2 separate regions of the Homo sapiens genome follow, and region 2 is linked to region 1. The links are chromatin loops, found by intact Hi-C in ENCODE. Cell type or tissue: Caco-2. All regions are shown on one strand. Links, peaks and the distances in the headings refer to the core of each region. The heading gives the core; the rest is flanking DNA.

Region 1 (16,485 bases), core at 3,895-8,894:
GGTGTGTTATAGTATATTTAAAAAATTATCCATTATTCTTTGATGGATATATACAGTAGTTTGTTTTCTTTTTGTATTTTGCCAAAAGAAACAGTATTGGAGTCCACATCCCTGTACATTCGTCTGTACTAGAGGTCTATTATTTTTGTAGAATATATTCATAGAATTTAAAATTCTGGGTCAAAGGATGTGCATCTCTGAAATCTTATATAGTAGCAAATTGCTACCCAAGTTATATTACTTTTTACTATAATGTACATCATCTTGTAGAGTTATGTTGTATATGACATAATATGAGAAACAGTTTTCATATTGAAAAAGTACATTTCCTCTCCTTTACTAATTAGAATACATAATTCAGTCATTTTGATTTAGCAGCTATTTAAATACTTTTTATTGCTTTTAACTAAACCTTTCACATGCCTTTGGTAAGTTTTTTTGGGAGTGGCCTGATTGGTTGACTCATTACAGATGGACAATAAACCAGAGGAAAGAGCAGAGAGAAAGCAAATGACAAAGACCGTGTTTAAAATAAACATTGAGAGGCATTCTGGGGAACTTTGGTGTGGGTGTTTGCTGTAAGTGCTGCCTATTTGTAATTCAAGCCTAAAGACCATGTTTTAAGAATTCTGGTATAAAAGAAAAATCTTAATCTCATTTCTTTAAGATGCAATGAGGATTTATTTCATATCACATCAAATATTCAAATCATCGTAACCATCTTGGACTGTTCTGAAAGCTCAGGTATGTCCTGAGTCCCAACCTGATTTTCTTTTCTACCACGCTCAACATGTAGACCTTCTTATTCCTCCAGTATTGGAGGATGAGTTGAGGTCAGTGATGGGGATTACCATTACATCTCTTGACAGATGGCATGTGTGGATTACTTGCTCAGTTGTAAAATACTGTATACTTGCTCAAACTAAACACCTACCAGTTAAGCTGTGGGTTTACTCCAGGGGCTTATCATTTTCTTGTAGGGAGAATCACCTTACACTGAGTCAGACCTGTAACAGTAGCCATGGCATGACGTGATTCATGGAAAACACATGGAACAATTCTTGACACGTAAAATGAATTGAATAATTGCTAGCCATTATCTTAATAGTTATTCACATGAATTTACACATCTTGTCTTAAAGATAAAAATAGAAAACAGCACTTAAAGAAGTTTAAAAACACAATACTCTAAGACTGAGAAAATATGTTTCTTAAGGTCACACTGTGTGTGACAAGACTATGATATTAACTGAAACAATGTCATAAAGCCAAACTCAATTTTAAGCATTAAACAGCAGTGATATTATGAGGCATTTGGCATACATTTTTTTCCTATGCCTCCCTATTCTTTGCTTCTTATTGTATCATCTCCCGTCCTGCAACCATGCATTTGTGGGATACCATGCATAAATATTACGTTGATCTCAAACTCAGGACCTGGTCACAGTCCTCATCTAGGACTATCATTAATAGTCATGAATGGAGAGTGGCAGACTACAAAATTAGTTAATTCCCAATATTGTGTTCACTGCAATGCAAATTTCTCAAGAGTAAAATAGGAAGTCTTGGTTTTGCCAAATCAGAGATGCAAAATTTGCTATCAAAGGCCACATTGCTGATTGGGATCCTAAAGTGAGAAAAGGATCCTGTTCAAAGTATATGTTTTGTGTACTTGAGAGAATGAAAGTACTAAGGAAATGAGCACACAAAGAACATGTTGCTTCTTGGTGGTAAACTGCTAGCAAAATAGAATTGTGAGCCATGTTTACCCATGACAAACCTAGCTGGCCCCCAGTGATAACATGTTATTTAACACAGTACAATTATCAAAACCAAGAACTTGACATTGGTACCATACTTTTTTTTTTTTTTTTTTTTTTTTGAGACGGAGTCTCACTGTGTCGCCCAGTCTGGAGTGCAGTGGCGCCATCTCAGCTCATTTTTAATGTTAAAGCATTTTAACATTAAAATGCTAAAATGCTAATTTTAAAAGCATTTTAAAATTAAAATGTTAAAGCATTTTCATTGCTTTAACAGTATCACCACACTGTCACTTCTGTGTTGTTTTTGAGAGGTGAAATCAGCTGGGCTTCTGGGTCCGGTGGGGACTTGGGGGACTTTTCTGTCTAGCTGAAGGATTGTAAACACACCAATCAGCGCTCTGTGTCTAGCTAAAGGTTTGTAAACACACCAATCAGCACTCTGTTAAAACACACCAATCAGCACTCTGTGTCTAGCTAAAGGTTTGTAAACAGACCAATTAGCACTCTGTAAAAACGGACCAATCAGCACTCTGTAAAATGGACCAATCAGCGCTCTGTAAAATAGACCAATCAGCAGGACGTGAGCAGGGACAAACAAGGGAATAAGAGTTGGCCGGGAGAGGCAGCAGAGGCAACCTGCTGGAGTTCTCTTCCAGGTTGTGAAAGCTTTGTTCTTTCACTCTTCACAATAAATCTTGCTGCTGCTCATTGTTTGGGTCTGCACTACCTTTACCAGCTGTAACACTGACTGTGAAGGTCTGTGGCTTCACTCCTGAAGTCAGCAAGACCACAAACCCACCAGGAGGAAGAAACAACTCCGGATGCGCCACCTTTAAGAGCTGTAACACTCACTGCGAACGTCTGTGGCTTCACTCCTGAAGTCAAACGAGATCATGAGCCCACCGTAAGGAATAAACTCTAGACACATCTGAACATCTGAAGGAACAAACTCTGGACATACCATTTTTAAGAGCTGTAACACTCACCATGAGGGTCTGCAGCTTCATTCTTGAAGTCAGTGAGACCAAGAACCTACCGGAAGGAACCACTTCCAGACACATTTTCATTGAGAAATCTGATGTTATCCTGATTTGTATTCTTTTCTTTTCCTTTTTTGAGATGGAGTCTAGCTCTGTCGCCCAGGCTGGAGTGCAGTGGCGCGATGTCGGCTCACTGCAAGCTCCGCCTCCCGGGTTCCCGCCATTCTCCTGCCTCAGCCTTCCTAGTAGCTGGGATTACAGGCGCCCGCCAACAGGCCCGGTTAATTTTTTGTATTTTTAGTAGAGATGGGGTTTCACCATATTATCCAGGATGATCTCGATCTCCTGACCTCGTGATTTACCCGCCTGGGCCTGCCAAAGTGCTGGGATTGCAGGCGTGAGCCACCGGGCTCGCCTGGCCTGATTTCTATTCTTTTCTACCAACATGCCTTTCTTCTGTCTAGGTGCTTTCTTTATCATTGTTTTGGAGCCACTTGGTCATGAAGTGCTTTTTAAATAGATATATTCATGTTTTTTGTGTTTGGGAACTCACTGAGTTTTTGAATGTGTGGGTTTATTACTTTGTATAAATTTGGACTCCAGTTACACATATGTGAGGCTGCTGGAAGCTATACTACAGCTCACTGATACTGTTTTCATTCATGTTTATTATGTTTGTCTCTTTTATTTTAGATGGGTTCCATTGCCATATCTTCAAGCTTACTAATCTTTTCTTCTGGAAGTCTAATCTGCAGTTAATACCATTCCCTGTACTTTTAAAACATCACTGACATTATAGTTTTCCTCCCTAGAAGTTTTATCTGGGTCTTCTTTATTTTCACCTCATCTCTATTAACTTTTCAACGTATAGAGTGCAGTGACAAAAACTATGTATGAAAAACACTAACTTTTAATGTTATATAACTGCTGTGTCACTTCTGGGCCGGTTTCAAATAATTAAATTATCTATGCATTCTGGGTGATATTTTTATATTTCTTTGCATGCCCAATATTTATTCGATGCCAGCTATTGTGAATTTTAGCTTGTTGGGTACTGTAAATTTTTGTATTTCAATAAATACGCTTGACTATTCTGAGACATTTTTTGGGAACAGTTTCATTCTTTGCAATCTTGCCTCTTATGTTTGCTACTTGGACCCAGATACTGTATTTAATGTAGGACCAATTATTCTCTACTTCTGAGAGAAGACCCATCTGTGTCTTCTTTCCAATGTCCTATGAATCCTGAAGTTTACCAATTTGGCTGATGTAGTTTAAGAAAAGAAATTGTTTCCAACCTTGTGTGTGAGGCACCTCTAATCAAATTAGGTGATTCTTTGCCCAGCCGCAGTTAATTTCTTAACTCAGATGCGCTGCAGGAACTTTTGCCAATCTCTAGAGTTTTTTCTGTGACTAGACCTGTCTTCTTCAGACCTGTTCTAGAAAATAGAGCCACCTTGTTCTTTCAGACTTCAGATTCTTCATCTCAAATAAAAAAGTTTTCCAAGATCTTTGCCACTGGAAAATTTTTGGAATCATTAAACTGGGGGCATTACTAGGACAAAGGTCATTGTTTCAAATCTTTCACGTGTCACTGCACCGACCTTCAATATTTGATATACACTGTCTTGCAAACCATTGATTTACATATGTACCCATTTTTTATATGTTTACATGTGGTAAGACATTCAAACCATAATGATTTATCCACAACATTGTGATTCATTCATCTGGCGATTATTCAATTATTATTGTATCACTGGCTGTATGCTCCTAGTTGGCAAAATTAAGGTGAAGAAGGAACACTGTGAATCAAATTCACAGGGAAAACAGACAAGTGAACTGGCATTTGTAATGTGAAAGGGAAAGTGAGAACTTTTCTACTCACGATGTCTGTAGGAGCCTCCATGGGTTCATTCACTGTGTGCCACTGAATGAAAGATTTAACATGCATCTAAAATAAAAGATAAATATGACAGTCAAAATGTGACACAGTAAATAGCTTTATTTTATACTTATTTAAGAGTCCCTGTGGAATTATTAGAGTATACATTATATTCACATAAAAATGAAAACAACATGAAAATTCATTTGCCAATGAATTTTAAAGTATATTGATAGTCCTATTCTGATTTTGAATCAGAATTTGATTTAAAGAATGGATAACTGCAGTACATTTTGCAATAGCAAAGACATGGAATTAACCTAGATTCCCATCAATGGTGGACTAGATAATGAAAATGTGCCACATATATACACAGAATACTATGCAGCCATAAAAAATGAAATCATGTCATTTGCAGCAATATGGATGCACCTGGAGGACATTATCCTAAGTGAGTTAACACAATAAAACAAAACCAAATACTACATGTTCTAACTTAAGAGTGAGGAATAAACACTGAGTACACATGAACCCAAAGAGGGGAACAATAGACCCTAGGGTTTGCTTGAGCGTGGAGGGTGAGGACTAAAAATGCTACCTATTGGGTACTATGTGCACTAACTGGGTGACAAAATCCTTTGTATATCAAGCCCCAGTGACACACAGCTTACTCATATAACGAATCTGCACATGGACACTGTGAATCTAAAATAAAAGTTGGAAGAAAATAAAAAAGAAGCCAGAACATGGGAAAATAAAAAGTGCCAGAATTGAAATAAAATAAAATAAACAAATAATGGATATCTTAATCTCTCCTTTTGTGGAATGAAGAGTGGGGATAAAGAAATCATTTTTAATAAAGAAGGCTGCACCATTGTTTGTGTGATTTACACCTCTCCCTCCATTCTACCAGTGTTGATGCAGGTGGCCCTACCAGAAGGAGACAGAAGAAAATTCCAGAAAAGTTTCATCCAAGTGCAGATAATGAAAACCATGTCCTGACTCACACTAGCCAAAAAGCAAATGTGGTAAAAATTCAAAAACATGCATAATAAAATTAGTGAAATAGGGTAAATAATAAAGATTTGGAAATATTTATGAAGGGACCTATATTAATAGATATGAATCCAGAGAAGATGATTTTACATGCTCTAAGAGGGTAACATTGTCCTGCAGGACAGAAGAGGAGCAGATGAGGTAGAAGCAGCCTAACCCATGAGAGGGGCCCTGCAGTGGATTGAGGATGGAGAGGCTGGAGAAGAGGCTGAGGGGAAGTCAGGGCTCCCATCCTGGCCTGAGAACAGAAGGGAGCAAAACCAAAACAAAACAGAAACATGCTTATTGTCTAGTGCAAACCCTCTTCATATTAACATCCTTTGAGTTTATTGGGAAGTAGACAAGAATACAGGTGAGGATTTGGAGAGATTTATTAGTTCATTTGTGAAGTTAAATATAAAGAATCTTCTGTGTTGCTCTTTGTCCACTACATGTGTGGGGCTTACAGGGAAGGAGCATAGAAAAAGTTTTAAAATTATCTGATGTTTAAGTCCAGCGAGGATTTAGGAAACTTACAGACACCAAACTGTAGGTGGAAGAACTGCCCTTGCAAACTCAGGGGACAGGCATCAGACCTGGACTGGGATGGACAAGGGAGGTCTCCAGGAGGAGGAGCATTGGAGGAGATTCTGGAGAGTGAGAAGCAGTGAGTCCAGCCAGCAGGGGAGGGAAAGAGACGAGGAAACAATGTGTCCATGGCACAGGCCAGGGCATGAGAAGAGGGCAGTGGATTGGAAGGACCGCTGGGATGAGTAATACCTGAGGAGGTAGGAGCAGGAAGCGCTGACCAAGGAGGGACTGGGCAGGGAAGGGAGGGCTGCTCCCTGAGGACTGCATTCTGTGGGGAGGGATTTGAATATCTAGTTCTGGTTTCCTAAAATGGTTCCCCAGCGCACGAGGTCTGCTTGGAGGAAGACAGAATGAGTCAAGATGGTCCCTGGGCATTATCAGGAGGGGTTGGGTCTAGAGAGGAACGAGGGTGGAGAGAGAGGACCCAAGGCTCCCGGAAAGGGAGGCTCGGGTGCTTAGATGGTCTTGTTCCCGTTTCTCCATCGTTTAGAACCTGCACCACACGTCTAGCACTGGCCTCCGTCCCTTGGTCACTTTGCAGGTGTAGGTAGGATCCCCGCAGAACTTTAGAGCGGCGGTCTCATTCCGCCCCCTAGCGTCCATCCATCAGAAGCTGAGCGCAGCCTCACCGGAAGCTGTGGATGAAACCGGTGCCCAGCTGCGCAGAGTAAAGCGCCTGGCGCCAGGACGCAGGAGAGGCGTGTAGGAGATGCGCCAGATGCGGCGGCGGGCGAACCTTCACGGGACGTTTCTTAGCGCAGGTTCACCTGTGTCTGCGTTTCCTCCAACATGCTCTTTGATATTCTCATACAAATCTCATGATTTTCTCCTGTGTCTCAGAGCGTAACAAGTATTTTGATGTCTTGTCACCTGTGCTCGTTTTCATTATATATGTAGCAATGGTTGCTTACTTAAGTTTCTTACTGGTGGGTTATTCATAAAGTATTTCCCAGCTGAGTAAAAAATGAAATTATCTACTTTAATAAGCCTTTGGTTGATCATTTCTGAAGATTACTGTCTACTTATTTCACGAGGGTATCACCCCTGCATGCCTTAAGCAAAGATTCTATTTGGGGTTGTGTTTTCCTTCTTAAATTCGGATACTTCTGTGTTCTGGAAAGTGTTACGTAATTAATATTCATTTGAAAAATTCAGTTGGCATATCTGTTACTTTGCTTTTACTATCTTTGCAGTCTCATATGTTTTCTTCTGCTTACTTTGTATTTAATTTGTTCTTCTTTTCTAGGATCCTAAGATGGAAACTTAGATTATTGTTTTAGATTTTTTCTTTTTCAATATATGTGAAGTATATCTTATATCTTTTAATTTAATTTATACGTATCTTTTTAAAATTAAAAGTGGGTGTCTTGTAGACAACAACACATAGTTTTTTAATTTGCCGTTTGTGTCTTTTAATTGGTGCACTTAGACCAGAGACGTTCATAGTGATTGTTGATACAATTGCATTAATACCAACCATATTTCTTACTGTTTTATATTTGCTGTTCTTGTTCTTTGTTTATATTTTTGTATTCTACTCTTTCTGCATTGTGTGATTTCAATTGAATATTTTATATTCCATTCTTATCCTTTATTAGCATATCAGCAATAAACTTTTTAAAGTAATTTCTCTAGAGAATAAAAGCTTTTATTTTTCCTTGTGTGAATTGATTCAACAGATAAGAGCTGGTTGAAAACAATAATAGCAACAATTGACTTTTTTATGTATGTTTATATATATGCTCCAATATAGGTGACATGAATGAATAATGATACAAGCTACAGGACAGAGGATTTAGGATTGTTCTCTTATTATAAGATACTCACAATACTTGTGAAATAATGTAGTTTTATTTGTAAATGTATATTGCAACTTCTGGGGCAGGCTATTAGACCAAGGGCCTCAGCGCCTTGCTGGCTGTTGGCCTAAGGCTGCATTCAGTTCTTCTCATGTTGGTTTATCCCACATAGCGGAATGCTCCTCCAAAGCCATAAAGAGAAAGAGTTTGCCAGGAAGAAAGAAATCACAGACTTATGTAAGATCATCACCCAAGTCACATCGCGTCAGTCTTTTGGTATTCTGTTGTTTATAAGTCACGGTTCTTGACCACACGCACTGGGAGGGGATTAGAATACAAGGTTGTGTACACCAAGAGGTGGGCATCATTGGGCAGCATGTTAGGTTCTATCTGCCACATCAGGTCTTTTCCAGTCTGCAACAGTTTCTCAGTCTTCACTTAAATTTTTATCACTTTACCCTTTTGAAAAGGGTAAAGTAGTCAGGTGTTTTTGTTTTTGTTTTGTTGAGATGGAGTCTCGCTCTGTCGCCCAGGCTGGAGTACATTGGCGCAATCTTGGCTCACTGCAACCTCCGCACCCCAGGTTCACACCATTCTCCTGCCTCAGCCTCCGGAGTAGCTGGGATTACAGGCGCCCACCACCACACCCGGCTAATTTTTTGTATGTTTTTTAGTAGAGACGTGGTTTCACCATGCTATCCAAGATGATCTCGATCTCCTGGCCTCGTGATCCACCTGCCTCAGCCTCCCAAAGTGCTGGGATTACAGGCGTGAGCCTTGTTTTTGTTTTGCAAAATATCCTACAATATGGGTTTGTTTGGTTTCTCAAAATTAAATTAGGAATACGGATTTAGATACATTTAAGTTTGAAGGCAATAATCAGTTAATTTAGAAATAAAAATTTAGAAAAATAAGAATTAGGGCATGAGAGAATTTAAAATAATAATTACCTGCAGTGAGTAAGAAAGGGGCTGGAATTGGGGAGATGCACTCAGCAGGCATCAGGAATATTAATAATGTCCTGTACAGTAAGCTCAGCAGTGACTTAAAAAACACATAACTTTGTTTTTATTTTAGAAGAGTTTTAGTTTCAGAACAGTTGTGAAGACAGTACAAAGCACTAACATTTTCCACAGTTTCTATTATTTTCTTGCATTACTGTGGAACATTTGTCACAATGAAGCGATAGAATATTCACTAACATCCACACATTATTTGAATACTTTTAGTTTTCACTTAATGCCCATTTTTTATTCCAGGATCCCATTTTTTTTTTTTCTTTTGAGACGGAGTCTCCCTGTGTCACCCAGGCTGGAGTGCAATGGCGCGATCTCAACTCACTGCAAGCTCCGCCTCCTGGGTTCATGCCATTCTCCTGCCCCAGCTTCCTAAGTACCTGGGACTGCAAGCGCCTGCAACACCACTCAGCTAATTTTTTGTGTTTTTAGTGGAAAGGGGGGTCTCACGGTATTCGCCAGGATGGTCTCAATTCCCTCACCTCATGATCCGCCCGCCGCAGCCTCCCAAAGTGCTGGTAGTTAACCCCACAGCACCGAGCCCAGCATGCCACGCTAGAAGCTACATTACATTTGATAATTACGTAGCATTTCTCCTTAAGCTCCCTTTAATTTTTTCCTGTGACAGTTCCGCAACAATTCCTTATTTTACTGTCCCTCCTTGGGGATGGACCCAGCCTTTTTCTCAGTGTCCACACTGGATTTGGATAGTTAGGAAAAAAAATATCATGGAGAACGACCGTCCCTCATGGGTCCAGAATTTATTCCTTCCAGTGGGTTCTTGGTCTCACTGACTTCAAGAATGAAACCACTGACCCTTATCCTGAGTGTTACAGCTCTTAAAGATGGTGTGTCTGGAGTTTCTCCATTCCGTGGGTTTGTGGTCTTGCTGATTTCAAGAGTGAAGCCACAAACCTTTGCAGCAAGTATTACAGCTCTTAAAGGTGGCACGTCCAGAATTGTTTCTTGGTGGGTTCGTGGTCTAGCTGACTTCACGAATAAAGCCACAGACCCTCACTGTGTTACAAGCTCACAAAGGTAGTCTGGACTTAAACAGGGAGCAGCAGCAAGAGCGAAAGAACAAAGCTTCACACCTGGAAAGGGACTCCAGCAGTTGCCGCTTCTGGCTCGGGTGGCCAGCTTTTATGCCCTTATTTGGCCCCGCCCACACCCTGCTGATTGGTCCATTTTACAGAGTGCTGATTGGTCTGTTTTTACAGTGTGCTGATTGGTGCGTTTAAAAATCTTTAGCTAGACAGAGAGTGCTGATTGGTGTGTTTACAATCCTTTAGCTAGACAGAAAAGTTCCCCAAGTCCCCACCTGACTCAAGCCCAGCCGGCTTCACCTCTCAATTACAACATACCAAGAGTGCTTAGACTATTGACATGCCTTATCACTGTTCATGTTAATTTGATCAGCTGGATGAAGTAGTTTTATCAAATTTCTCCTCTGTAAAATTATTTTTCCCATTCTGTTTTTGAATGGAAGGCACTATATGCAGCACATGCTTAAGAAGTGGAGAGTTATGGTCGGGTGCAGTGACTCAAGGCCTGTAATCCCAACACTTTGGGAGGCCAAGGTGGGCGGATCACAAGGTCAGAAGATTGAGACCATCCTGGCTAACATGGTGAAACCCCATCTTTACTAAAACTACATAGAATTAGCCCGGCGTGGTGGCGGGTGCCTGTAGTCCCAGCTACTCAGGAGGCTGAGGCAGGAGAATGGTGTGAACCCGGGAGGCGGAGCTTGCAGTGAGTCGCGATTGGGCCACTGCACTCCAGCTTGGGCAACAGAGGGAGACTCCCTCTTGAAAAATAAAAAATAAAAAAGCAGTGGAGAGTTGTGATCTACCTTCTTATGTGCAGAAAAAATACAAATATTATTTGGAATTCTTCACCATGGACAATTTGTCTGTTCTCCTTTGTTTATTTTATATTTATTCACTTATTTATTTAGATCAATATGGGATCGTGCATATTTATCTTACACTCTACTTAGGCCATTGCAAGGTCTTTCATTAGGCTCCTGTACCATTTTGAAATTCCCAGATCACTTCAGTGTAATTTTGTTTGATTGGTCCCTTGGTTGCTCTGTTGTTTAGCATTTTCTTACTTTCTAGTACTGTATGTTATATATGTATATGTAGTTACCCAGTTAATTTTGTTGACTTCATGTCCAAGACAAGTAGCCGCTGTTTCTTCAAGGAGCCTCAGTTCCTTTTACTGGAGAGTGGTATTAGAAACTAAGATTCGGATACCATACGTACTCATTGCTGTTTGAATGCCTGTTGATTCAAGGCTTTGTTAGCTAACAGAACAAAGAATCTATGTGTATATGCTAATTTATACTCATACACATATCTATAAATATTTCAACATGTGTCCATATGTATTTATATTAAATTAAACATGAATTGCTACTCATGTCTCCAGGACCACAGGATCTAATCCAGCACCACATAAATCAATCTACCCATTCCCACTACTTGCATGTAACCTCCGCTGTAACAGTGAGACAGTTGGCTCCATTAATTTAATCCTTCCATCCCTAAATACTGTAGATAGATATTGGTTTCAGAACTGGTAATTCATACCCTCAGGGAGAGCAACTTTACAAATAAACATAGCATATACATACATCTCCTTTGTCCTTTAGGCTTTGAATCTCCACTTATTTCCTAAATGTCTTCACTGAGCCCTGATTGCTACCATTTTCTTCAGTGAGGTTATTTCGTACACGTTAATATATTTATATTTCTTTTTCTGCGTCCCTCCCTGGGATTCCCCCAACTTAGCACATATTTTATTTTTAATTTGTATACATTTAGGTTCATTCTTCGTGTTATACATTTCTGGCCAGGCGTGGTGGCTCAGTCCTGTAATCCCAGCACTTTGGGAGGCCGAGGTGGGTCGATCATCTGAGGCCAGGAGTTTGAAACCATCCTGGCCAACATGAAACCCCGTCTCTACTAAAAACACAAAAATTAGCCAGGCGTGGTGGTGCACACCTGTAATCCCAGCTACTCGAGAGGCTGAGGCAGGAGAATTGCTTGAACCCAGGAGGCAGAGGTTGCAGTGAGCTGAGATTGCGCCACTGCACTCCAGCCTGGGTGACAGAGCGAGACTCCATCTCAAAAAAAAAAAAAAAATTCTGCTGGGTTTTACAAACAGTATCGGATATCCACCATTACAGTACCATAGAGAATTTAATTGCCCTATAGAAACCCACTGTACTTTCACTTATTTGACCTTCTTCTCTCTCCCAAGCCCCTTGTAACAACTAATCTCTTTATTATCTCTGTAGTTTCACTTTTTCAAGAGTGCCATATAAATGGAATGACAAAGTATGTAGTCTTTTCAAACTTGACTCTCTTTTACTTAGTAATAGGCCTTTCAGATTTGTGCAATGCATCTCATGGTTGTTTAGATTTGCATTTCCCTAAAGACTCAAAGTGTTGAGCATCTTTTCATGTGCTTATTGGACATTGGTATAGCTTATTTGGAGAAGTGTCTATTCAAATGATTTACCTATTTTTATTTGAGATTTTGCCTTTTTATATTTGTTTTTTTAGTAGTAAGCATATTTTATATATTCTGAAACATACACCTTTATCTGCTATATGTTTTGCAAATTTTTTATTCAGTTTCTGAGTTGTATTTTCACTTGTTAATGGTGTATTTTGAATAATAATTTTAAAAATTCTGTTAAGTTCAATATAGCCATATATTTTTTCTGTCACTTGTATTTTTGGTGTCATGTCATAGAAACTATTGTGTAACCTAAGACCACCAAGATTGACTCATATATTATCTTTCATGGGTTTTGTGGTTTTAGCGCCTACATTTTGATCTATGATCCGTTTTCAGTCTAACATGTACATAGTATCAGGGAGGAGTATAACTTTCATATGGGTATCTATTTGTCCCACATTTGTTGAAACAAACTTTTACCCTATTGAATTGTCTTGGTAATATTGTAAAATCAGTTGATCATAAATGTAAGGGTTAATTTTTGTACACTTGATTCTATTTCATTGATCTATATGTTTACTCTTACACCAGTATTACAATGTATTGTTTACTGTTTCATTGTAGTAAGTTTTGAAATCAGGATGTAGGAGTAGAGTACTCCAATTTTGTTATTGTTTTTAGATTGTTTTAGCTATTATAGACCTCTTGCATTTCCATATAGATTTTCACATCAGCTTATTACTGCACAAAAAGGCAGCTGGACTTTTTATAGGGATTGCATTGTATCTATATATCCTATTGGAAAGTATTGCTCTCTTAAAAATATTAAGCCTTCTCATTAATGGATATGTAGTATGTTTCAATTTATTTAGTTATTAAATTTAACTCAATATGTAGTTTTCAGTGTACATATCATACATTTATTCATAAGTATTTTTTCTTCTTGATGCTTGTTTAAATGAACTGTTTTCCTAATTTCATTTTTATGTTGTTAATTGGATTAATGTACACAAATGACACTGAATCTTTAATATTCACCTTGTGTACTGCAACTTTACTGAACTTATTTAGTTTTAACCATATTTTAATGGATTCCTTAGGATTTTCTCTATAGAAGATTATTTCATTTGCAAATAGAAGTATTTGACTTTATTTCCAGTCAGGATGCCTCATGTTTATTTTTCTGGCCTCATTGCCCTGGATAGAGTCTCCAATACAATATTGAAGAAACATGGTTGAATAGAAGTGGGAAGAGTCAACATCGTTGTCTTGTGTCTAATCTTGGGAAAATTGTGAGTCTTTCAAGAGAAATATATGAAGCCCTATGAGACTTTTGGGGTTGCCATTTTAAATAATGTTTCCTTCTATACCAAATCTTTCAGTATTTAACTAAACTTACATTTCTGTATTATATTTCCTTGATCATGGTGTATACTTATATTTATATACTGCAGGAATTAGTTTTTGCTAATATTTCCTTGAATATTTTTGCCATAAAGCAAAAGTAGTCATAGTCATGAGGAATATTGGGCTGTAATTTTATTCTCTTATCTTTTTCTAGTTTTGGTATGAAGATAAACTGGCCTTATAGAATGAGTTGGAAAGCGATTTATTCTATTCTGGTTACTTTTTGTTGTTGTTGTTGTTGTTTTGTTTGTTTTTGGTAAGAGTTTGAGAAGTATTAAGATTAATTCTTTAAACATCTGAAACAACTCACAAGTGAAGTCCTCTTGACCTTGGCATGAAATTGAATTCTAATGATTACATGAGATTGGAAGTGGATCCTTACCCAGGTGAGCCTTCGGTTGAGACCTCAGTCTTGGGCATCATCAATATCTGGGGTCCTGATCTGGAGAAACTATCAGTAGTATGTGTGTGGTTTTGAGCCACTAAGTTGCATGGTTATTTTTATGTAGAAATAAATAATATACCTGACAACTGAATGTAACGTGATAGCCTAGATTGGGTCCTCGAACAGAGAGTTGACTATGTTAAAACCTTGTAAAGCAGTCAGAAATTCAGGAGTTCAATTAATGGTTTTGTACCATTGTTATATCCTCAGTTTTCATGAATTTACTATGGTTATATAAAATGTTAACATTACAGTAAGCTAAAGGATATATGCAGCTTTCTATACTATCCTTGCAAAATTCTCTATTTCTAAAATTATTTCAAAATAAAATTGTTTTTAAAAGGTATTAACTTGGCACCAAAATAAGCAAAATCAAACCAAATATATAAATAAGAAACCTTGGGTTCAGAAGGTGAATGCACATGTTGAGAGAGAACAACAAATCACCTTCCCTTGTCTATCCACCATTCCAAAATCACGCACACCTGCTTCAGGAAAACAACCACAACACTGGCGATTCTCTTTCGCTTTCTTCTTTCCCTTTAGACTCCTTATTACCCTGTCACTAGTCTGAGGGTCAGTAACCATTTCTTCAAAGATAGGTGCATTTACCTCCCATATCTCAGAGACTCCCATTTTCACACACCCTCTGGCAGTCTATCTGCAGACTCCCACTGAAGCCTAAGACATGACTGCTGGACATTAAAAGTCAAGATTGAGAAATTTAAGTGATAGGGAACATAAATCAAATTTCTGCATTCCACATAGTGTTTTCTTGGTAGAGGATTTCTTTCATAAAGTTTTCAAAATAAAGCTGTGTAAAAGCTTTGAGAAAACCCTGTTATAATTCAGGTTTTCTATTCTACAGATTCCATAATGATTTTATGGTATCGTGTATTCTGTGAAATTATATTATACATGGTCAAGCCTCAAAGCCACAGAATAGAAGGACTTCATGCAACAATCCATGCACCAGTCTAAGAGATGGACATGGGCTGAATGATGACTCTGCTTTTGTGCTGGCTAAACAAAAATCCCACAGCAAGGAGGGCTGTCCACCCACTCCCTACACAGCTCCAGCACTCTGCTGGAGAGCATTGGGTTGTTTCTGGGAAACATGCCTACAAAGCCTACAAAGTCAGGGGACTGCAGGCTGTGATCCATGGATATCTACAAAGTCAAGATTTTGCTTTTATGATCTGTAATCATGGAGTATATTCTTCATATCACATTCATAACTGTATTGATGAAAGGAGCAGGCTGGAGACTTGGAGTGGGAGCTACACCTGATCTGAACCACATTTTTTACTTCTGATATCAGGATAGCCATTATTTAGGTGCTGTTATTTTAGGCATTTGCACAAGAAACGTTTTCACCCCATGAGCTCATATTTTACTCATTGAGAAGTGATAGGCTCATTTAAAATTTAAACCTTAAACATGGAGGGTTATTAAATTCATACCACTTTAATCACAGTATTTAAACTAAGTGACTTGTCAAATCCCCCTTTTTCTCTTCATTCTAATGCACACATTAAAATTTATTATGATGTATACATGGAATATCATCCTTCACCAAATTCTTCAGAAAAAGACAGATTGGAAGGCCATAAAGGAGAAAGAAGTAGAAATGAACAAGGAGTGACCCATCTCTAAGTGGTGAATGAGGTTCAATGAGCTCTGAGTACTCAGAGTGAAGACAGAACAGATGATAGACACAAAACCAAGCTAACACGATACCCCAGGCAAAGAGGACACAGTGCTGAGCAAAGTCCCTAACTCTCTGACAGCATGGAGGATATGATTTTCCACAACCTAAACTATCTGTGGCCAGATTCCCCAGAGGTGTGCCTTTCCACCAGAATTCCCAGAAACATACCATGGCAAAGAACCAAAAGTCATAGCACACCATGAGGCAAGAACCCACTGCCTTGTGTCTACACTCAAGTCTGAAAAGAGCATAGAAGCAACTGGAGACATGGCTTATATGTTTGAGATCAGGAATTTATGTTAACTTTATTGAATCTTCCTGGAACCTAAAAGTCTAGGTAAAAAAAGTCAACCTCCTAAATCATTAATTCTATGAATTCTAT
Region 2 (16,485 bases), core at 4,513-9,512, 230 kb before region 1:
AAACAGATGCTACCTTGGCCTATAAGAGAAAAGAAGGAATCTCTGGGCACAGATATAGATAAAATTATGAGCAAAAGTGGTGAAGCAAGGAGTAGCTGCAATCCAAGTATATACATGGTTGTGAAGTTAAGCACTGTGGGAGGGGCTGTTGCTGCGGCAGCTGCGGTGGCACCTCTAATCTGCCGCTAGGTGGCAGGAGAATTCCACCATCGCCACTAACCGCATCTGGGACTTTGGCTTCACCCTAGAAGCGGGATATGGGATTGGATTTCTTCCTTCTGATAAGACAGTATGCGGTGGCAAGTAGGGCTGATGGTCCCCTGTCCACAGGAAGAGAGTATGACCACAAGAACGTCCTTTTGTGTACACCAGCCTGGTGTGTGCTTGAATATCCTTCCTCAAAACACTCAGGCCAGTTCATTCCCTTGTCCCTTTCCTGCCTAGACCAGGTTCATAGCCAAGGGCTGACCGCGGTTGTTCAGCAACTTCAGGCGTTGCCGGCTGCCTTCCCCTACAAGTTAGAATGACCCTTCCCCCCAGGACCTTCCCCTAGAACTCTATGTTGATAGGAATGCACCCTGCCACGCCCTCCCCTAACCCAGCCACTACTGCTGGCAATCTGCAGGGTTTCTAATTAAATGAAGACTGTTTTTTCCTTTTCCCTGTTATAAGCCTGGATATCCTGCAGGGAGCACGTTTCCATCCCGGTAGCAGTGTGTTGATGAAACCCAAATTTGAACTGCTGGACACCCCGCCACGGGCCACATGATTGACAAATACCCTTTTGGCCAAATTCTCCATGAAGCGGGACCACCTGGTTATTTGTAGTCCTGCAGGCAGATGGCCCTTCTTCTCCACATACCCTTAAGGACATTTCTGCTTCTAATAACAACGTTACCAGCTGGGCACTAACGTGTGTGCTTTAATTAATCTCCTGGAGAAATCTTATGTATAACCACCCACTGAAATCACTGCATCCTTATAAAGATGAATGGAGTACTCTCCTTGGAAAACAATTCCATCACCGTGGTTTTTACTATAACTGAGAGTAGTCTTGCTATTCATGTCTATTCAGAGAATACGGCAAAACTTGGCTTCCACCATCTAGTGTAAAAATTAGAATAAAGACAAACACTTCTGTTATGCTGAAAGTATATTTATATATATAGATATAGATATTTACTTCTCTGTAGACAGTTTTTACTGATGAGTCATTTGAACGTTCAAAGAACAACCGATTACAATGCTACATGAACTATACCAGAAATGAGATGGATAGCTTCTCAATTCATTTCACAAAGCCAGCACAAAGCTGATACCAAAACATAACAATTAAAACACAAAACAGAGAACCACAGATCTCACTTAAAAACACAGATGCCAAAATACAGAACAGAACAGTAGCCGATTGAAATCAACACCACATAAAAAATGTACAAAGCTTTGGCAGATACGAAACCAAGTTGAAAATCCAAACGTACACTCGTGGAACTGGAACACAAACACCAGGAACAAAAATGTCCCCCCACCCTGTCAGTGGCCTCTGGCCAGGGAAACACAGGAGCGAGATCTCTGCTACACCTATTAGCGGGGAGGGGGCCTGCTGGTGGGGCCGTGGGCACTGTCACCGGTGTCAGGTTCATCCTCATCTGTGTCTTCCCACTCACACTCTGCGAGCGCTTCAAGGTAATGGAATGGCCAGCTCTGTGGATCTTTCTTATGGAGCTTGGCCAAAAACCTCAGGACAAGCATCTTGCTGGTTTCCAGGAATGCTCGAGGGCCCCAGAGGAACTCATACTCTGCGGGCTCAGTGTAAGGGATTCGCCTGTACTCTAGGTACTTCTGCCTGACAAACACTTCGGTGATGAGCTTCTTAGTATTTCCAAAGAGACCGTTTGTCTCCCGGACATCCAACCCTAACTTGAACAGAAAATTAAAGATCAGATCCTCCCTGACACAGTTGCCTTTCATAAAGATGAGGCTCAAGACCACCATCAGAAGGCCAAACTTGGGCCTGTCTAAATAGGATGCCACCAAATTCCCTGTATGGTAGCCCAGCTTGTTGATGATAATATAGGCGTGGTTTTTGGTATCAATTTCTTTCAATTGATAACCAAAGGCACACTCCAGCTTATTGTTGGCACGGTTGATGATATCTAAGCACTCATCTTTATACTCTCGGAGGATGACTTTCACCATCTCCGAGCGCTGGACAGGCACCTTGGCTTGGTCCTTGACTAAGAGGAACTGCACCAACGCATTTGCCCTCTCATCCAAGGGAGACAAGGGCTGTGCCTCCACCTTGGAATTATCCTGGGTGGCACTGGATCCCGGAGAGACACTTGCGACCTCAGACACAACTACGGGCAGAGAGCTCCCTGGGCTTTCAGAGAGACCCAGGGCCCTGGAGGTGCTCGGGCCCTCCCAGGCACTCAGGGCCCAGGATGCGCTGGGCCCTTCCCAGCCACTCAGGATCCTGGAGGTGCTAGGGCCCTCCCAACCACTCAGGCCACGGGGGGTGTTTGGGTGCTCCCAGTCACCCGAGACCTGGATAGGGCTTTGGACCTCCCAGTCACTCAGATTTAGATTCTCCCAGGGCCTTGGGCCCTGCCAGTCATGAAAGGCTAGCGTGTGGCCACGGCTGTCCTCTTGGGCTTCCAGATGCTTCTTCTTCCGGGTGGCCTTGCCGGAGCGGCGTGGCGGCTCGACGGAGGTCTTGGAGGCCTCTTGAGTGGTGGCAGTTGCCTGGGGGGCAGCTGCTGTAGCCATCAGGAAGGTGGGCACTGCCTGCGATGCCTTTGAGGCATTCATATTGGGCTGTGGGACCCATGGAACTGCAGGCAGGGCCTCTACACAGGCAAAGGGATCCTGCAGAGCATATGGCAGTGACTTTGGGGTCTCTGAGGCAGCAGAGGGGCCTTTAAAGGCATTCAGAGAGGCAGGCTGAAACTGGGAGGTAGCTGGGAAGACACTTGAGGAGGGAGCAAAGGTCTCCGGTGTGGCAGGCAGGTTTTTCCAGGCAGCTGGCAGGTGTGCTCGCGCAGCTGACACTGCCTTGGGAGCACAGAAGGTGGCAGCAAAGATCATGCGGTCTTTTGAAGGGGCCCTGCGCTCCTTCGAGGAGGTCCTGCGCTCTTTAGAGGAGCCCCTGCGGTCTATAGAAGAGGCCCTGCATTCTCCTGATGGAGTCATCAATGATTTAGCGGAGCCCAGGGGAAAATTTGCCGCTGCTACCGGGGGTCCGGGCTGGGCCTGCAAGACTGCAGGCGGTGCCTGCCAGGAAGGCTGGAGCGGCAGTGTGGGCACCTCCGCTTGCGGACCCGATGCCTGGGCCTGCTGGGGGGGTAGCTGGATTTGCACGGCTTTTTGGGAGGGCGGGGCTCCCTGAAAGGGCTGCTCCAGCTGGACCAAGGGGGGAGCCTGCCTCTGGGCCTCCTGGGCAGGCAGGGGCTGCCAGATGTGAGTGGGGGCCTTCTGGGCCTGCCAGGCCAGCGCCTGTGTCTGCTGCACCTCCTGGAATTCCATTGACGTTGGAATCTCGTGTGGCACCGGGGGCTGACCTTTGGGGGCCTGCCAGATGATGGAAGGGCAGTGCACAGCCTGCGGGGCAGACAGTGGGGCAGACAGCGGGGCCGGCAGCACAGGCTGGGGCACCTGCGGGCCAGCGGGCGGCGCCGCGGGTACCTGCGTAGCAGGTGGGGCCGTAGGCACCTGCGGCGCCGCCTGCACCTGCGGGGCCGGCAGCCTAGCCTGCGGGGCCTGCCGCAGTGGAGGTGGGGGTGGCAGGGCCTGCCAGAGCGGTGGCTGGGTGGCCAGGACCTGTGGGGCAGGTCGGATGGGCGGCGGCGCCTGGCGGATCAGCGGCGGGGCCTGGCGGATCACAGGTGGAGCCTGGCGGATCACAGGTGGGGCCTGGCGGATCACAGGTGGGGCCTGGCGGATCACAGCGGGGGCCTGGCGGATCACGGGTGGGGCCTGGCGGATCACGGGTGGGGCCTGGCGGATCACCGGTGGGGCCTGGCGGATCAGCGGTGGGGCCTGTCGCACCGGTGGTGGGCCAGGGCGGATGGGTGGTGGGCCAGGGCGGATGGGCGGGGGCCCCTGGCGCATGGGCGGCGGCACCTGCCAGGTAACGGCTGGTGCCTGCCAGGTGACCTGCGTGGTCTGCCAAGTCAGGGGAGTGGCCTGCCAGCCTTGCTGCGTGGCCTGCCATCCTGGCGAGGTCGCCTGCCAGCCCGGGGGTGTGGCTAGCTGCGCTGGGGGTGCCTGCGGGCCCTGGGGAACCTGCGGAGGAGCCCTTATAACTTGAGACTGGATTTGCAGGATCAGAGGCTGAGCCTGCGGGGCCCAAGAAGCCATCGGCTGTGCAGGTGGGGCCATCGGCTGTGCAGGTGGGGCCGCCGGCTGTGCCATCGGTGCTCCTGAAGCTGGAGGCTGGGTCATCGGAGCTCTCGCACCTGGAGGATGAATCATCAGGACTCCTGGACCTGGAGGCTTGGCCATCGGTGCTCCTGAAGGCTGAGGCTGGGTCATCATGGCTGCTGGAGGCGGCTGGACCATCGGTGCTCCCGGAGCAGCAGGCTGGACCATCAGGACTCCCGGAGTCAGAGGCTGGGCCATCAGGACTCCCGGAGCTGGAGGCTGGGCCATCGGTGTACCCGGAGGGGGAGGATGAGCCATCGGTGTCCCCGGAGGTGGAGGATGAGCCATCGGTGTCCCCGGAGGGGGAGGATGAGCCATCGGTGTCCCCGGAGGGGGAGGATGAGCCATCGGGGTCCCCGGAGGAGGAGGATGCACCATCGGGGTCCCCGGAGGAGGAGGATGGGCCATCGGGGTCCCCGGAGGAGGAGGATGGGCCATTGGGGTCCCCGGAGGGGGAGGGTGGGACATTGGGGTCCCCGGAGGAGGAGGATGGGCCATGGGAGCTCCGGGAGCTGAAGGATGCACCATCAGGACTCCCGGGGTCGGAGGCTGGGCCATCGGGGCTCCCGGAGGTGGAGGATGCACCATCAGGACCCCGGGAGTCGGAGGCTTACCCATCGGGCCCCCCAGCGGGGGAGCCGGGACTATCGGGCCCCCTAGGGCAGGAGGCTGGGTCATCGGAACCACCGGGGCGGGCAGCTGGCCCTGTGGGGCCTCCCAGGCAGGCTGAGGTGCCTGCCAAGCGGCCAATGAAGCCTGCAAGTCAATTGGAGGTGGATCCCAAGGGACTGGCGGAGCCCGGGAGGAAGCGGGCGGGGCCCGCATCAGAACCGTAGGGCGGCTATAGACAGGCGGCTTCGGGGCCTCCGCCGGAGGACTCGAGTCACCCAGATTCTTACTTAGCTGCGACATGTCCCTTTGCTGACAGCTGGTGGGTCTTTTCCTCGGACAGCTGCTGGGCCTTTTCCTCCAGAGAGAAGAGAATGCCTACGTGGCTGTTCAGAGGCTCCCTCCCTGCTGAATGCTGAATAGGAAGTGAGTGCTGCTCGCTCCGCAGCTTTCCGCAGTAAGGAGGAGGGGGGAAGGGGGCTCAATCCCGCCCCTTCCCCGCCCCCGACCACCACAAGTGGATATTGCATAGGGGCGTCTACCGGAGTCCTGGCTGACACAGGATCCCTTCTCACTCTGTCCAGTCCCCAAATGCAGACCAGTCAGACTCCACATGGATGACTTTTCACAGGGGAGTGACAGGAACCCATCCATGTTTTAGAAAAATCACTGTACTGCAGTGTGGAGTGGGAGCAGACCACTGGAAACATGGAAGGTATCCAAGACGGCGGGGGGAGATGGTGTGGTCTGGGCTAAGATGTGAGGCGGAGAATGAAAAAAGCGCATTTACATAAGAGAGTTCCAGGAGTTATAGCAGACAGATACCTGTATTATAATTGAATAAAGGAGTCAAAGACATGGAAAAGGCACACAAGTCCCTGCCTGGAGAAAGTGGGAAGTTGCAGGGACTGTTACTCTCTTAGGGTCCCAGGAGAGGCACACGGGAAGAGAGGCTGATGAGTATTGGCAGACACAGGGCATTTGCGGTGCTGTGGGACTGCCAAGGAGAGATACCCTGTAGGCACTCCTGTATGATGTCTTGGGAGTCCTGCTTGGCTATTCCTCATGAAAATAGAGTTGTGGGAGGGAATGTGGTTGCACTGGGTCTTGAAGAACACAGGCATGTTAGAGACACATGGAGAAAAGGGACAGCAGCGAGTAGAGAGAGAGGAAAAGAAGTCACGGAACTGAGACATGCCACACATCAGTGGAAGACAGCATTTTTAGTATGGGAAAACTGCCTGTGGAATGGCTCGGATGCAGGAACAGAGTAGGTTTCTCAGTATTTTTCATCTGCAGAATGGGAAAGAAATTTAAAAAATGAAAACCAAATAACGCACCTGAAGATAACAAAATGGGTATATAAATAGATCAAAAATTGATATATTTGGATATATAGGAAAAACAGGCAAAGAATAAAAAAATTTCTGGGGAAACTTCTCGTGACAAAAATCAGTTTAAATATGAGACAAATCAAGTATTAACAGATAAAGCAGATGACAATAGTATTATTGGGCAATGCTATACAACTTTATGGTGAGAGGAAGTGATAATCTCAGTAATTGAAAAGCTTTCTGGAAATATACAAAGCACTAAATATCAAGGATGTTTCGTTTAAATAGGCTGTTGGCAGCCTACGGCAGGAGTCCAGAGTGACAAAACGTGCCACCAGGGGGCAGATGAGGACGATGAAGGGTACACCCCACTCCTTCCCAGGTACCCTTAGCCAGGGGTCCTCAAATTTGGTAATTTATGGACCCAAGAGAAGGTATGTACACACTCCCAATGTTATTATTGCCTTAAACAATAATAGAAGAATTTGGGGGTAAAGTTTCAGTGATTTTCTGGACACTTAAGGGATGTTGTTATTCCCAGGAAACTCTTTTCAAAACAGTCAGATTTTTAAGGGTGCTTGATGATACAGTAGCCCCCCCCACCTTACCTGCAGGGGATACATTCCAAAACTCTCGATGCCCGAACCTGGAGACAGCACCAAACCTTATATATACCATGTATCCCTTTCATTCTCCTTCTTCACAATTTCACAGATAGTTTTGTTTTTGCCATATATCTTAGCAATCTCAGCATGCGATTTTTTCTTTCCTTATTAAGTCAAGAACTTTCACCTTTTTCCTTCAAGGAAGCACTTCATAGCTTCCGTTTGGCATACCTAAATTGCCAGGATCACTATTCTTACATTTTGGGGCTATTACTAAGTAAAACAAGGGTTCCTTGAACACAAACACTGGGAAACCGATGGTAGATCTGATATCTGAAGCAGCTACTAAGTGGTTAATGAGCAGGTAGCGAATACAGTAGCACTCCTGTGCCTGCAGTTTCACATTGTGTGGTTTCAGTTACCTGCAATCAAATGCAGTCCAAAAAATTAAATGGAAATTTCCAGAAATAATTTATAAGCTTTAGATTGCATGCCATTCTGAGTAGTATTATGAAATTGTTCTGTTTCGTCCTGCCTGGGGCATGAATTATCCCTTTGTCTAGTGTATCCATGCTGTATATGCTACCCGCCTGTTATTCACTTAGTAGCTGTCTCGGCTATCAGTTGAAAACATCGTAGTACATATAGGATTCAGTACTATTTCCAGTTTCAGGCCTCCACAGGGGGGTCTCAGAATATATCCCCCAAGGATAAGGGTGGACTACTGGACATCACTCCTGTGTATCCCCAGAGAAGGCCATCTACCACAGCACACAAAAAGCTTCTGCAGAATGGATACTACCGTGTTTCATGGTTTTCGTTTCTCCCTTGGGTTAATGGCCCAGATCCACACAGGATTTCTCAGTTTCATGGGGGTTTGGAAACACTGTAGAAGGACAAACTCTAAATGCCTAACCCTCAGGACCTGCTATTATCAACTCTGCTACATGGCTGTTACTGGCTATGGATGGCTTTGGAAAAATCAGTTTATTTTTTAGCCTAGGGCATTTCTAAAGCATACTTTTTTTCCACTCTAATGCAAATGTATAAACTACACAGAGATTAAGTTCTCCCACTAACCGTTTATTTTCGGGAATTATGACAGGTTTGTCCTGCCGTCCACCATGCTGTTGGTCATCCCACACAATGAATGGCTCCCACTAGGGTCTGGCTATTCTCACTGATGTTGGAGGTCAGTGAATAGCACTGACATACAGTGTCAACTCCCACCGAATCTGTTCTATGAAAAGAGGTCCGGTTTATGTTAAGAGGCAACACCAAAGCCAGAAAGAAAAGATTAGGCATTATACAAAGGAAAAAACAGGTGCGTAGGAGTAGTTAGAAATGGAAGATGAATAACTTCTACACCAGCACTATTGCCACTGCTTGGAAACATTCTTTAACCGGCAGGGAAAAATCAGAGATTATGTATCCATTGATTCTATAGGAACAAGTAAAGAGGGTAAACCCAGTTTATTCTCCCTGGAAGAAACATCTGCTTATTTCAGATAGTCAGTGCTCTCAGACCCAGGCTGTTCCTGGGGCTCTCCCTAGCTATTTACAAATTACTTGTGAGCAAAATTCACCTGAGGAAACAGGGACATACGGGTCGTTTTTGAAAACTGACTGCCTTAATCACAGCAAAACATAATATTGCCCTGAGTCTAGTGAGGCATTAGACCACAAGTGTTGGGTCTTCCCAAATCACTCCTGTGAAACCTTCCTGCTTCCTGAAGCCCTCTTTCCCTTTCTGTGCATATGTTCTTCCTCCTCAACACCTTTGAACCAAGTGTTGTCAAAATTCCCTTTCCTCACTTTTATATGAAACAGCTTGAAAATTCAAGGTGAGTAGAAAACAAAAGGGAAAAACATACAAAACATCCATGAAATGTTGGCCTCTGTTCCCTAATTAGAAAGGACTTTTAATGGCTTACGTCAGTATATAACAGCAGTATACAAAATGATTTTTAAAAACAGGGAAGGGAGAACTGAAGTATTGTGATGGGAGTAGGAAAATTGCGGAACTAGGAGCAGACGGGAGCCTGTTTTGCTCACCTTGGTATCCCCAGCTCGCATTGAGTGGTCACTAAGGAGCTACAAAATGAAATGGTAAGATTAGCACCAGAACTGCCTGTCTTCCAATCTTCTGTAGCTGTTAGACTTTGTGTAAATATTCATAAGTGAGTAACAAAATCAGTTATGATTTTCATAAACTCTAAAATTACTTATTTATGAAATACCTTTTATTAAGCATTCACTATATGCCCAGCACTGTGCTATAGATAAGACTACAGAGAAAAATCTGATGCAAGTCCTATTTACATCTATTGTTAGTCACATAGGGACATTAATCTAATCTATCGTTAGTCACATAGGGACATTTCACGAATCTATTGTTAGTCATATAGGGATATTCATATGGTTTTTTAGTACAATAAGGTGTTGTCGCATTGTTTAAACCTCATATTGGTCATAGAGGATGAAAATAATCAAATACTCACTTCTGCTTGGAACATGGGGTGAGGGGAGCTGTGATGCTGATTGTAGCAGTGAAAAGAAAGAAAACAAACCTGAGGCTGTGAAAGATTCATGTGATCCAGATAGACAGTCTAAGTAGAAAAATTATTTAAAAAGCATAGGAGATATCATAAGTATGAGGTTTGAAAAAAAAAGAATTGGAAGGATTAAAATAGTGTAACTACTAGTTATCAACAATTTATTATTTGATAAAATACCATCCTCAGAGTATAATAGACTCTATTCATTGATTTCTCACAAAATCCATAAGTATTTGGCTTGATTTTACATGGCAAGAATTTGAGGCTCAGAAGATCTAGCAATACATATCAGAATTCAGATTTAAATCCCAATCTATTCGTTGTGAGAGCTTGCATTCTTTTTTTTTCTTTTTGCCGCTGACCACCAGGCAGGGTCTTGCTCTCTCACCCAGACTGGAGTGCAGTGGTATGATCATAGCTCACGGCAGTCTGAAACTCCTGGGCTCAAGCCATTCTCCTGCATCAGCCTCCTGAGTAGCCGAGACTGCAGACAGGCCATACCACACGCAGGTGATTTTTGTTCGTTTGTTTTTCGTAGCGATGGGGTCTCACTATTTTGCTCAGGCTGGCCTCAAACTCCTGGGGTTAAGTGAGCCCCCAACCTTGGCCTCCCAAAGTGCTGGGACCGTAGGCATCAGCCACTGTGCCCAGCCCATCACTCTTACCATTACACCAGGGCTGCCAAAACCTTTTAAAATATGTTAGATATAATTAACATGCAACAACATGCACAGATCTAAAGTATTCAATTTAATGAGCTTTGCCACTGAGTAATTAACACTCAAAACAATATAAATAATAGTTTTATTATCAAACAAAATTACCGTGCACCCTTTTCCAGTCAATTATTCTATCTCCAAAAACATACACTTCCTTATTTCTCTCACCCTAGATTATTTTGCCTGTTCTAAAAATTCATAAAATGGAATCAGCGTAGGAGGGAGGGAGGGAGGGAGAGAGAAAGACACACAGATAGAGGTCAATATTCCTTTGTTCAACATTTTTTAATGTAAATATGTTGCAAGTATTGGAAGTTTGCTATTTTTTATGCTGAAAAGTATTCCATTGTATTTATAACTCCATAATTTATCTGTTACCTGTTGGCATGTGAGACATTTAAAATCTGATGCTATTATGAGAAAAAGGCTGCATTACAAATTATTTTACAAGCCTTTTGTAAATATATGCTTCCATTTATCTTGGGTAAATGCCTGGGAGTTGAATGTCTGGGTCATAGGATAGACGGCTGTTTATAAGAAACTGTAAGAGTTCTCCATAGTTGGGTTAGACCATTTTACACTCTAACATAAGAATAATGTTAAGAATTAAGAATGCATACGAATTCCAGGTACTTGACAACCTTGCAAAATTTTGTAGTGTCAGTCTTTTTTGATTTTTGTTATTCAACTGGATGTGAAATGGTGATTGCAGTTTTACACTGCAATTAGCAAATATGAGGGTTCCAATGGATCCACATCATTGCAAAATTGATACAGTCAGTCAGCCATTTTTATTTTAGGCATTTCAGTATTTTAGGCAGTTCAGTAAATGAGAAATGGTATGTCATTTATTGTGAGTTTTGTTTGTGTCTTTTCTTTTTAATTAATGGATTATTTTTTAAAGCAGTTGTAGGTTTGCAGAAAAAATGAGAGGCAAGTACAGAGACTTCTCATGTATCCCCTCTCCTCTCCCACCATCCCTGTCCCCCTACCCCTGGCAATGCCCCTTATTTTTAATGTCTTGCGTTAGAGCGGTATATTTGTTACAGTCAACGAGCCAATATCATTAATTGAACTCCCTAGTTTACATTAGTATTCACTCTTTATGTATACATTTTATGGGTTTTCACACAATTGTGTGATAAATGGGTTATCACAATTGTGTGATAACAGATTTCTGTGTCCACCATTGCATTATTATATAGAAGAATTTTACTGCCCTAAAAAACCTGTGCTTTCTCCTACCAAACCCCTGGCAAATTTTGATTTTTTTTACCTTCTCCATAGTTGTGCCTTTTCCAGAATATCATATGTAGTGGGAATCATAAAATGTGTAGCCTTCCAGATTGGCTTCTTTCACTTAGCAATACACATTTAATATTCCTAATTTTGTGGCCTGGTAACTCATGTTTTTCTTCTTATCAAATAGACCTTATTTTGTAGAGCAGTTTTTGGTTCACAGCAGAATTAAGCCAAAACTACAGCAAGTTTCCATACACCCCTTGGTTCCCCCAGCACACACACGATCTGCCCCAATGTCAACGTCCTCCAGCAAAATTGTATGCTTCTCACAGCTGATGAACATCAATTGACATGTCATTATCACCCAAAGTCTGGAGTTCACATTAAGTTTCCTCTTGGTATTGTACATTCTGTGTTTTGACAAATGTCTAATGTAATACATCCACCATTATAGTATAACACGGGATAGTTTCCTAGCTCCCAAATCCTCCATGTTCTACCTATTCATCCCCTCCCCTCCCCTGCAGATACCTGGCAACCACTGATCTTTGTGCTGTCTCCATAGTTTTATCTTTTCTGGAATGTAAACTAGTTGGACACATATAGTATGTATCCTTTTCAGACTGGCTTCTTTCACTTAATAACATGCATTTTAGTTAACTTCCATATATTTTTATAGCTTAATAGCTCATTTCTTTTCAATGCTCAATAATATTCCATTGTCTGGATGTACCGAAGTTTATTTACCCATTCACCTGATGAAGGACACCCTGGTTGCTGCCAAGATTTGTCCATTACGAACAAACCTGTTATAAACATCCATGTGCAGGTTACTTTTTTTTTTTTTTTTGAGATGGGGTCTCGCTCTGTCACCCAGGCCGGAGTGCAGTGGCACGATCTTGGCTCACTGCAAGCTCTGCCTCCCGGGTTCACACCATTCTCTTCCCTCGGCCTCCAGAGTAGCTAGGACTACAGACAACCACCACCATACCCGGCTAATTTTTTTGTATTTATATTAGAGATGGGGTTTCACCGTGTTAGCCAGGATGGTCTCGATCTCCTGACCTCGTGATCCGCCTGCCTCAGCCTCCCAAAGTGCTGGATTACAGGCATGAGCTACCTTGCGCCTGGCCTATTCTGTACATTTTTCTAGTTTCTTTTTATTTTATTCCTGTTTTTTGCATTCTTAATGTATAAGCTTATGTCATTGATTTTAAATATATTCTCTTTTGTAGTACAGATATTTAAAGCTATAAAGTTATCTCTTAGCCCTATTATAGCAGCATCTTACACATTATGGTTTGTTATTTTTTAATAATTTATTTATTTATTTATTTATTTATTTTTGAGACAGAGTCTCACTCTGTTGCCAGGCTGGAGTGCAGTGGCGCAATCTTGGCTCACTGTAACCTCCACCTCCAGGGTTCAAGTGATTCTCTTGCCTCAGCCTCCTGAGTAGCTGGGACTACAGGCACCCGCCACCATGCCCAGCTAATTTTTGTATTTTTAGTAGAGACAGGGTTTCACCATGTTGGCCAGGATGGTCTCGATCTCTTGACCTCGTGATCCATCTGCGTCGGCCTCCCAAAGTGCTGGATTACAGATGTGAGCCACCGCGCCCGGCCAGTTATTTCAAAATATAATTTTTACTGTGATTTCTTCTTTGACTCATGGGCTGTTTTTATTTTTTGGTTTAATTTCCAAACATTAGGATATTTTATACAAATTTTAATAATATTAATTATGAATATAATACCATTATGATAAGAGTATGCCCGATTCGGCTTGAATAATTTTTATATTAGAACCTGGTTTAATGCCCAGCATTGAGTCTGTTTAAAATATTCTGTGAGCACTTGAAAAGAAAATGCATTCTGCTGTAGTGAGATATATCTATAAATGTCGCCTAGGTCTAGTTGGTTGAACATACTGTTCACATCTTCAGTATGTTTACTGATTTTTAAAATCTGGTCCTTCTATCAATCACTCAAAGAAGTATGTTAACATTTCCAAACACAGTTGTAGACTTATCTATTTTCCCTCCTTAGTTTGGCAATTTAACTTAGTGTTATCTCTTTTATTAGGTCATACACATTACATGTGTGACTATGTCTTTTTAGTGAATTGGTTCTTCATTCTCACAAAATATCTCCCTTAGTTCTGCTCATACTCCTTCTTTTGAAGTCTACTTTGTCTAATACTAGCAGAGCCACCCCAGCTTTCTTAAGCTTTGTAATTATGTCCTCTGTTTATTTGCATCCTTTTAACTATCAACCTGCCAAACTCTCTCTCTCTCTATATATATATATATATGAAAGAAAGGGAGAGAAAGACATTATAAGGAATTGGCTCATGTGATTATGGAGGCTGGCAAGTCCCAAAATCTACACCGTGAGACTCAGCAAGCTGGAATCTTAGGACAGCCACTGGTTTAGTTCCAGTATGTGCCCAAGAGCTAAGAACTTGGAAGGCTGAGGGTGTAGTTTAAGTCCAAAGGCTGGCAGGCTCATAACCATAAAAAAGTCAATATGTCAGTTCCAATCCAAAGACAGGAAAACACCTGATGTCTCAGTTAAAAGGACATTAGGCATCTGAAATATCCTTTCAGAAACACACAAAATAATGTTTAACCAAATATCTGGGCACTGCATGGGCCAAATTCACACATAAATTTAATCATCGCACTGAGGTTATAATTTTTAAATCTATTTTAGAAATGTCTTCCATTTTTCATGGAACATTTAACGTAATTACTGATAGGGTAGAGTATAAGTTGACTGTATTGGTACTTCTTTTATCTGTGTGTTATCATTTGTTTCACATTTATGGCTAATTAAGTATTTTAGTATTCCATTTTATCTTCTGCATTGGCTTTTGGTTTATATCTTATTTGTTTTTTCAATGGTTACACATTATATAATATACATATTTAATTTAGTGCTGTCTACCTCAAAAATACTATCTACTTCATTAATAAGAGCTTTACAATGTATAATTCCAGTTAAACTTCTTACAACTGTTGTGTTCTCATTGTCATTTATTTTACATCTATATTTGCTTTAAAACCCCACAATAGGTAGCTATTCCTTTTACTTTAAATAGCCAGTGAGCTTTTAAAAAATTATATGTATATATACATATGAAGATATCTATGTATCTATCTGTGTATCCATCTATGTATCTATCTATCATCTATCTATCTATGTCTATGAAGTCCTTGCTTTAAACAAAACAATATTTAACTGACATTTACACACACAGGAAAAGTGTAACTTACTTTGCACAATTCTGTGGTAGCTGAGATCTTCTGCAAAGCAAAACACGCATGAGTTGCAGTCAACACACTATTGCGCAAAATGAGGACTACCTGCATTATATATATGTGTGTGTTTAATTTTAATTATATAAATATTTGCATGTAATATATGTAAAGCATATTATATCAAATATATTAAACTAATATAAACATAATTGTGTGTACATTGTATATACCTTCTCATTAAGCAAAATTTACTGAGCACTTACTATATAACAAGCAGTCCTGTAGGTTCTGGAAATACATCATTGAAGCATACAGGCAAAAATCTCAGCCCTTCGAGAGCTCATATTCTAGTATAGGGAGAGAGACAATAAGTATAACAAGCACATTGTAGTACATGCTATAAGGTAATGAAAGCTATGGAGATAAAGAAACAGGAAGTCATTGCAGAGAATATGACATTTTGCAAAGTCTTGAAGGAGAGGCAGGCTAGATGCAACATTAAGATTCATGGAGGGATATATTTTAGCATATGGCAAAAAGTGGGTTGCCATATGAGAAAATCTGATTAAAGGCATTAGTGACTAGGAACCCATTTCAGCTATCTCTAGGAGAAGCCTAGAGACCTGGAGATTCACTGGGCAATGACTAGCACCTGGCTACTTGATGAAAAGGAAACTCAAGTGGCAACATCCAAAGCAGAAGTGAAGTAAGCAAAGTGGCCATGTTCATTGAGGTAATGGATTAAGAAATGATAAACTGGGTCCCAGCACTCTATTCACCTGGATGATCTTGTACAGTGGATGCAGGGCAGTGGTGGATTATCTCTAGATCCTACTCACTAGTCTGGAGGAAGTGTCCCAGTAATCCTATGGAGGCTTTGTATAATAGACAATCAGAAAGAAAGGCATGTGGGGTTTCTGTACTCATATCTGGGTACTCAGTGTTCTTTCTGGCAGTTTCTTGTTCATTCTTTAAATTCAGTTGGGTGTAATGAAGGGAAGATTCAGCTGTTTTTCATACTGTGCTTTTAAGAAGATAATTAGACTAAGCACATAACATGTCTTCATACTCGTATAATGCATATTAAATAATTGTAAATGCCTACTAGTGGCACGTTTTATTACACACACAGAAACACACACACACACACATGCACACATCATGTACTTTCTGGCTCCCTTCATACCTTCTGCATATCCAGGTTTCCATCACCTCTCAGTTTCTTTCAGCCTGAAAAACTTTCCTTAGCATTTCTCATAGTGTAGATCTGCATGAAACAAATCCCCTCAGTCTTTGTCTGATGATGACTTTATTTCACTTTCATTTTGTAAAGAAATTTTGTTGGATATAGAATTATAAACAGACAATCCTATTTTTCCTTAAACCAGACACATAGACCAATGGAACAGAATGAATAACACACAAATTAACCCACTCATTTAGAGCCAACTGATATTCAACAAAGGTACCAAAATATACAATGAGGAATGGGCAGTCTCTTCAATAAAGGTTGTCGGAAGAACTGGATATCCTTGTGCAAATAAATGAAATTAGACCCTTATCATTCACCAAATACAAAAATTGACTTAATATGGATGAAATACTTAAACGTAAGACCTGGAAATATAAAACTACTAGAAGAAATCATAGGGGAAAAGCTCTATGACATTGGTTTGGGCACTGATTTTTTGGATAAGCCTCAAAAGCACAAGCAACAAAAGCAAAAATAGATAA

The links. A loop is a pair of places that touch in the nucleus more often than their neighbours do. Peaks named below come from ENCODE experiments on the same cell type or tissue, not always from the same donor. Only the 100,000 strongest peaks of a DNase experiment are listed, where the experiment ranks them.
Region 2: a loop joins it to region 1, with 13 times the contacts of the local background. A loop is called at or near these places in 67 of 110 quality-filtered maps.

The regions. Positions count from the first base shown.
Region 1 is chr15:23,871,274-23,887,758 of GRCh38, forward strand. No RefSeq gene overlaps it. Among named protein-coding and RNA genes, the nearest start is that of PWRN4, 96 kb to the right of the region's middle. In Caco-2, for the core only: a CTCF peak has its summit at 6,853 (motif pointing left); a DNase peak (open chromatin) is centred at 6,858.
Region 2 is chr15:23,642,409-23,658,893 of GRCh38, forward strand. MAGEL2 (MAGE family member L2) reads right to left here and starts at 5,459. Exons shown (of 1, transcript NM_019066.5): 1 at 1,141-5,459. The coding sequence starts at 5,334. The coding sequence ends at 1,585. RefSeq lists an enhancer at 3,902-4,746. In Caco-2, for the core only: CTCF peaks have their summits at 6,717 (motif pointing right) and 6,920; a DNase peak (open chromatin) is centred at 6,706.